Linked DNA regions of Homo sapiens: region 2 is linked to region 1. The links are chromatin loops, found by intact Hi-C in ENCODE. Cell type or tissue: heart left ventricle. All regions are shown on one strand. Each heading gives the region's core, and the rest is flanking DNA. Links, peaks and the distances in the headings are about the cores only. Region 1 overlaps RBM20 (RNA binding motif protein 20). Region 2 overlaps RBM20 (RNA binding motif protein 20).

Region 1 (2,917 bases), core at 320-2,819:
ATGCCACATGTTCTCAGCCTCTTCACATATCAACACCCAAGCCAGCTCTATGGAGACAGGTCTCCTGAGAGCACTTCAGAAGAAGGGATCTAGGTCTGATCGCGCTGACCATTTTTAATAAAATTCCAAAGCCTCGCCTGGTTTACTTCCCTATTTTTTGTTGTTGCTGCTGTGGGTGGTGGTGGTGGTGGTCTGTTTGTTTGTTTGTTTGCTTGCTTGCTTTTTACTCTGGGTTTTCACGGGTGAAAATTTGGTCCTGAAGATACCCTTAAAAACCTTAGCAATCCAGCTACATCAGACAACCCCAGCAAACTGACTCCCAGCCAGCAAAGCTCCTGAAACACTTGCCCTTCTTTATTTTTGTGGAACAGGAGATGAACGGAGATGACCCATCATTTCACCTACCCAGTGGTAACTGCAATACCTTTCAGGAGGAAAAGTGAGTTCTCCTTTGCTCTAAGCAGTGGCTGGGGATGATTTTGGCCCCCAGGGTAATGCTGGAAACAGTTTGTTGTCAGAACTGAGGGGGGTGATGGGATGCAACTGGCATCTACTGGGCAGAGACCAGGGATGCTGACAAAATCCTACAATGCTCAAGACAACCACCACAAAAGATAATTATTTGGCCCAAGATATCAATAGTGTTGCAGTTGAGAAACTGTGCTCTCAGGCTAACGCCTTCAACCAGTCTTGCAGAAAGTACAATACCAAAAAAAAAAAAAAAAAAAAAAAAGCCAAGAAGCCCCTCTCTGTGAGGAAGTGGCTAAAGACCCTGGCTGGCCTCATTCAGAGTTTGATTACTTAGAAATGTAACTTTTCTTCCGAGGAGCCACCGTTCTCCTGCCAACTTTTTTTTACTTTTCTCCTTCCAAATCTCACACTGTAATCCTTAAACACTCAAACCAAACTCAACCTTCACGTGATTTTCTAAAATCAAAATCTGTTGTCACAGGTACTTCATTGTCAGGTTATGCAAAGCAACCATCATTCCAATTTGTCCTGTCTGGGACAGGCTGATGTCTACCTGCAATGCCTGGTGTCCACTGTAATCTCCTATCCAAAACAGTCAATAGGGTATATTCCTTTTAAAAGGTCAAAACTCCCCAGTGAGCTTATAAATGACTTAGTGATTGAGGCTTACTAGATTCTCCTATTTTAACTTAGCCCCTTGGAGGAGATGGGGCTTGGGGTATCCTGGCATCAGGGGGGCTTCCCTCCTGCTGGGACTGAATTCAGACCCGGTGTGTGACGTTTCTATAGTCGCACTGAAAAACCAAAGTGAAAGCCAGTCGGATATGTTTGACCAGCCTGTTTCTAGCTGCCCACCAGAGGCTCTTCCATGGGCCACCTGCCCCAGTGACCTCCCAGGAGAGCCCAAAGGCTTTTTCTTCCTAATTTAGTCACAGCCCACAGGCTGTCCCAGGCTCCGTTGGCCTCAGCCGCTGACTCAGTCACAGACACCTAAAAGCGCCAGTCCCAGCTCCTGACCTGAGGGAACCAGCCAGCCTGGCCGTGGCTGCCTTTCTCTTCTGGCCTTGAGTCCTTCCCATGGTCTACTAGGTTTCCCCAAGCTGCCAGGCTCTACTCCAATCAGCAGGTTTGGCCCTTCCTCTCTCTGTCTTCTTTCATTATGCCCAGAACTTTCTTAGACTAAGAGTTTATTGAAAAGCGCCCCACCACACACATCTTCCCAAACCCACATAGAAGGCTCTGCTCCTGTCTGCCATTGTGGGAGAAGCAGTGATGTGCAGTGGTTAAAAACAAACACCTGAAACCTGCCAGCCACAGCCAGCCACAGGAAAGAAGGATGAGGACCGTGCCTACCTTCAGGATTCTGGTAGGAGCCACGTGTCACCTGGTACAGCCGGAGCTGTGTATCTGCTATTGTGAGCTCCGTAACATGATACACTGAATGTGAGCTTGATTATTGAAATAAAAGGAACCCTCATACACGGCCTGGAGTGCAATTCCCAGGAGAATAAATGCCAATACTTAGAATAAGCCCTTCTAATTGTATGGTCCTAGCTCTTACCCAGAGACTGGGACACAACTCCAGTTCCAATCTGGAAATGAAGACGCACAAGCTGAACATCCCAAATGAAAATTCAGTTCAATGTCGTAGGCATGTATTGAGTACCTACTGTATACCAGCACTGTGCCAGGCAAGGAAGGAGTGGGGAACATGTGGTAGGCAGTAAGTCTGGGTGCACAAGGCTAATTATGCTACCTGCTTCACACATTCTCTTGATTTTCACAAGTCTTAAAACAAATTAAGATCACTATCCCCATTTTACAGATTAGAACATTGAAGCTCCAAATGACTGAGTACCTCACCTAAAGTGTCAAAGCCTAGTATGTGGTTATTTGAAACAATGTTTGTTGGATTCCAAAGACTTTGTATTTCCACTAAAGCACCTCCCAGTACACAAGGTGTATTTTTAGTAGGGACGGGGTTTCACCATGTTGGTCAGTCTGGTCTCCAACTCCTGACCTCAGGTGATCCGCAGGCCTCGACCTCCCAAAGTGTTGGGATTACAGGCATGAGCCACTATGCCATGTCAGTTAATCCTTCCTTTTACTCCAAAACTAGTATTAAGGTAAGAGGTGGAAGCTGGGTTGGGAGAAGCACATGGCACACCTGGCCCCCATGAATACTGTTATTTATTATGATACTATGGGTCTCTTCCGGTACCAGGATAGACGGGGATAATCTGGCCTCCATGCCGGGGACATGTCCTGCAGCGGGTGGTATAGTGGCCCTCACTGGAAGTAGAAGAGGGTGTTAAAACACAATAATGTAAGGAGGAGGCAACTGGCAGTGGTATACACCCCACGTGTGGGGACAAAGTCAGGGAAAGACTGAGATCCAGTGAATATAATGAGTGTTCACCTGGGAGGTGGGAGACTCGGGCTACGG
Region 2 (2,917 bases), core at 157-2,656, 110 kb after region 1:
AAATATATATTACCTAGTCTACTCCTGACACTGGAGGGCAGGTTGAAGGGCAGGCCTAACAAAACTTAAAAACATATTCGGGAAGGAGTCCACAGACAAGTTGCAAAACCAAAAAGTATTTAAGATGTCCAGACAGCAGCAATTGGAGGTTTCCAGGTTTGGGTCAGAGTGGGAAGTGGTAACTGAGAACTGATGGGTCATTAGTGTGATCAAGAGAAAGCAGGTGCAAAGAAAAGGCAGAAGCAAGTGGCCCTGGTACAGCCTTAAAGCAAATACCACATTAAAGAAGGCAAAATTGGCGTGGAAACTATCTTCATGGGGTGATAACCACTCCCAAACACATGCATGACCCCCCTGCCTTTTGTTTCTGAACACATGGAAAGATTGATTTGTCCAACTGAGCTGTGAGTTATGAACACATCCTCATGCAAGTTGCTTAACTGCTCCCTTTTTGCCCATAAAGTACATCAGCACCAATATGTGCCATCTCCCCTACAGATCTGCTGTCAGCAAGTTGGAAAAGTTGCCTTAGAAACCATCAGGGGACTTACTTATCTTATAAAATCCATCAGGAGCTGTGGGGAAGAGGAAGATCAATCAACTTGACTGTAACTTCCACCGCGGTAAAGAGTTTATCATATTAAATGGATATATGCAACATATCCAAAACACACACAAGTTATTTGGGGGGAGGGGTCCTTCTCACTTTCACTTCCTCCCCCAACAGCTGGCAGTGATAACTTCTCCCCACACTTGCTGTGTGTAAACTTTGAAGACTAAAATCTTGTACAGCTCTTTAGTTGGGTGGAATTTAAACAGTGACCACCCATGGAGCCAGTCAAACTATCAGCTCACCAACAATACCCCCGTGGTGGTGTTGCAAACCAAATTCACATTCCTGATTCAAAAACATGTCTTCTTAATTAGGATCAGAATCTGCCAGTCTACTCACTGGTGGGAACATGCAGTATTAGGCATCCAGGATAACACGCATATTCTCAAGATCCAGCCAGGTTCTTTAAACAGAAAGGGAACTGCCGTGTGCTCCTTTCTGCAAACCACTAATTACCATCTTTGCCATGATTCTGTAATATGGATCATTTTACTTAATGCAAAACTTTTCAACACTCTAAACGCAGCTACCAGTCACTCACACTAGCTGCAGATCCACAGCAATTTTCCCTGTTAAAATATACCAAATAATATCATTTAGACCATCCCCAATTAAATAATCACTGTGGCAGGAAATAAAAATCAGATTAAGTAGGATTTTGTGGTGTAGGAGACCATTCAAGCTTTTGTCTGGCAGGGAGACCAGGACAGATGAAGGGAGAGGGGTGTCCTACTTCTGAACTTCTCTTTTGGGTTTTAACTCCAGTATCTCAAGCTTCCTCAATTCTTACTTTCCATATTTAGTTCAGTCCATTTTAATTTCTATCCCTTGATTAAACCCCAGTTCCCAACATTTTGTGTATTCTTGTTTATCAAACCTGTGAATTGAGCTATATCAATTTGTTCACTTGAGGACCGGCTGTTGTGGGCGGGGAAGAATATTAGTTTAAACTGGAGTCAAGAACTTAAAGCCACAAAAATAAATAAATAAATATATAAATAAATAAATAAATCAGAAGGAAAGAAAGAAACTGGATAATGTGGAATCATTTCACTGTGAGTCAATCCTGGTTGGTTTTTTTCTGCCCCCTGGTGACTATTAGGACTGGCAAAGAGATCTTAACAGATCAGAGTTCACATTCCAATGGACAGATTTGGGCTTTTTAAATTATTAATTAGATAAACTGCGAAGGAGGTAGCAAAAGAATACATGGATAGAAAAATAAAAAGGGTGATCAAATTCTTCTTCTTCTTCTTTTCCCCCCTACAGCACTGGCATTAGAACAGCTCTGTGTGCACCATATGCATAGTCCTTTACTGTGACTAATGGGAATAATGTACTACATTTCATAATACTGATCTCTTTGGCAATTTGAGAAAAATTCACAACTAAATGATTATACATACTATCTAAAAATACTTATCACAACAAACCCTCAAGCAAAATTTCTTTTTCTGATAAAACTTTGGAAAGCTTTCTAGATAAGCAAAAGAATCATTCAGGCTGCTAAGAAAATAGCACCCCCCCCTTTTCTTCCCTGTTGGGGTAAAGGCTTAATCCTCTCAGATGTTTTCCCTGCTGAATGCTTGTCTTATGTGCAGTTTAAGATGGTATTTAAAATTTTCAAAATTCCTTCTACAAGTGTATTCCTATTTCCCCTAAAATTGGGCTCAAACTGATGTTAACTGGCACAGATGTTAGAAATTCCATCCTCTTTCCAGAAAGGACCAAGTATGAATGAAAGGGAATGTCCCTTTTTAGCAAATTCTTATTTCTTCTCTCTGACTCTGGATGTAATTGTCAGCATACCCATCAAAGTGGGTGAACATCATACACAACTTGCCTGCGAATGACTCCCTAACAGTTACACGGAGATCCTTCTGCAGAATGTCTGTAAAATTAGAGTCTGTAAATCGGAGTTGCTACTTACAACATTTTCTATTCCGAGTGAGGGGAGCACTTTGCTCTGAAAATATAGACAGCCAGTGTTCTAATGCTATACGGAAGACTATAGATCAAAGAGATCAAAGCTGGATTCATGTTTTCATTAACTACAAGCATTTACACGCAGGTAACACTAGCCATCAAATGCTAAACCAAAACTTTTTCTATTGTTTATAATTATTTTTATTCACTGCTTAAAAAATAATACAGAAAAAAGTGTCATCTATACTCAAATTAAATATGCAACCTGATGCCACGCATTACCCAGGAATATTTTGCTGCAAATCAAATAAGTTAGGAAAATCACCTCTACATTCACTTCATAAGAGGGGTGCACGTGTTTGGTTTCTTTCCTCCATG

Evidence for each region. A loop is a pair of places that touch in the nucleus more often than their neighbours do. Peaks named below come from ENCODE experiments on the same cell type or tissue, not always from the same donor. Only the 100,000 strongest peaks of a DNase experiment are listed, where the experiment ranks them.
Region 2: it touches region 1 in a loop (2.0-fold over the local background); 4 of 110 quality-filtered maps call a loop at or near these places.

The regions. Positions count from the first base shown.
Region 1 is chr10:110,761,568-110,764,484 of GRCh38, reverse strand. All of the region lies in intron 1 of RBM20 (RNA binding motif protein 20), which reads right to left. Among named protein-coding and RNA genes, the nearest start is that of PDCD4-AS1, 110 kb to the left of the region's middle. RefSeq lists an enhancer at 1-325. In heart left ventricle, for the core only: no CTCF peak of the experiment used is centred there; a DNase peak (open chromatin) is centred at 1,464; H3K4me3 peaks cover 401 bases; H3K27ac peaks cover 2,500 bases.
Region 2 is chr10:110,647,939-110,650,855 of GRCh38, reverse strand. All of the region lies in intron 1 of RBM20 (RNA binding motif protein 20), which reads right to left. Among named protein-coding and RNA genes, the nearest start is that of RBM20, 5.1 kb to the right of the region's middle. In heart left ventricle, for the core only: a CTCF peak has its summit at 1,704 (motif pointing left); no DNase peak of the experiment used is centred there; H3K4me3 peaks cover 2,467 bases; H3K27ac peaks cover 2,192 bases; H3K27me3 peaks cover 527 bases.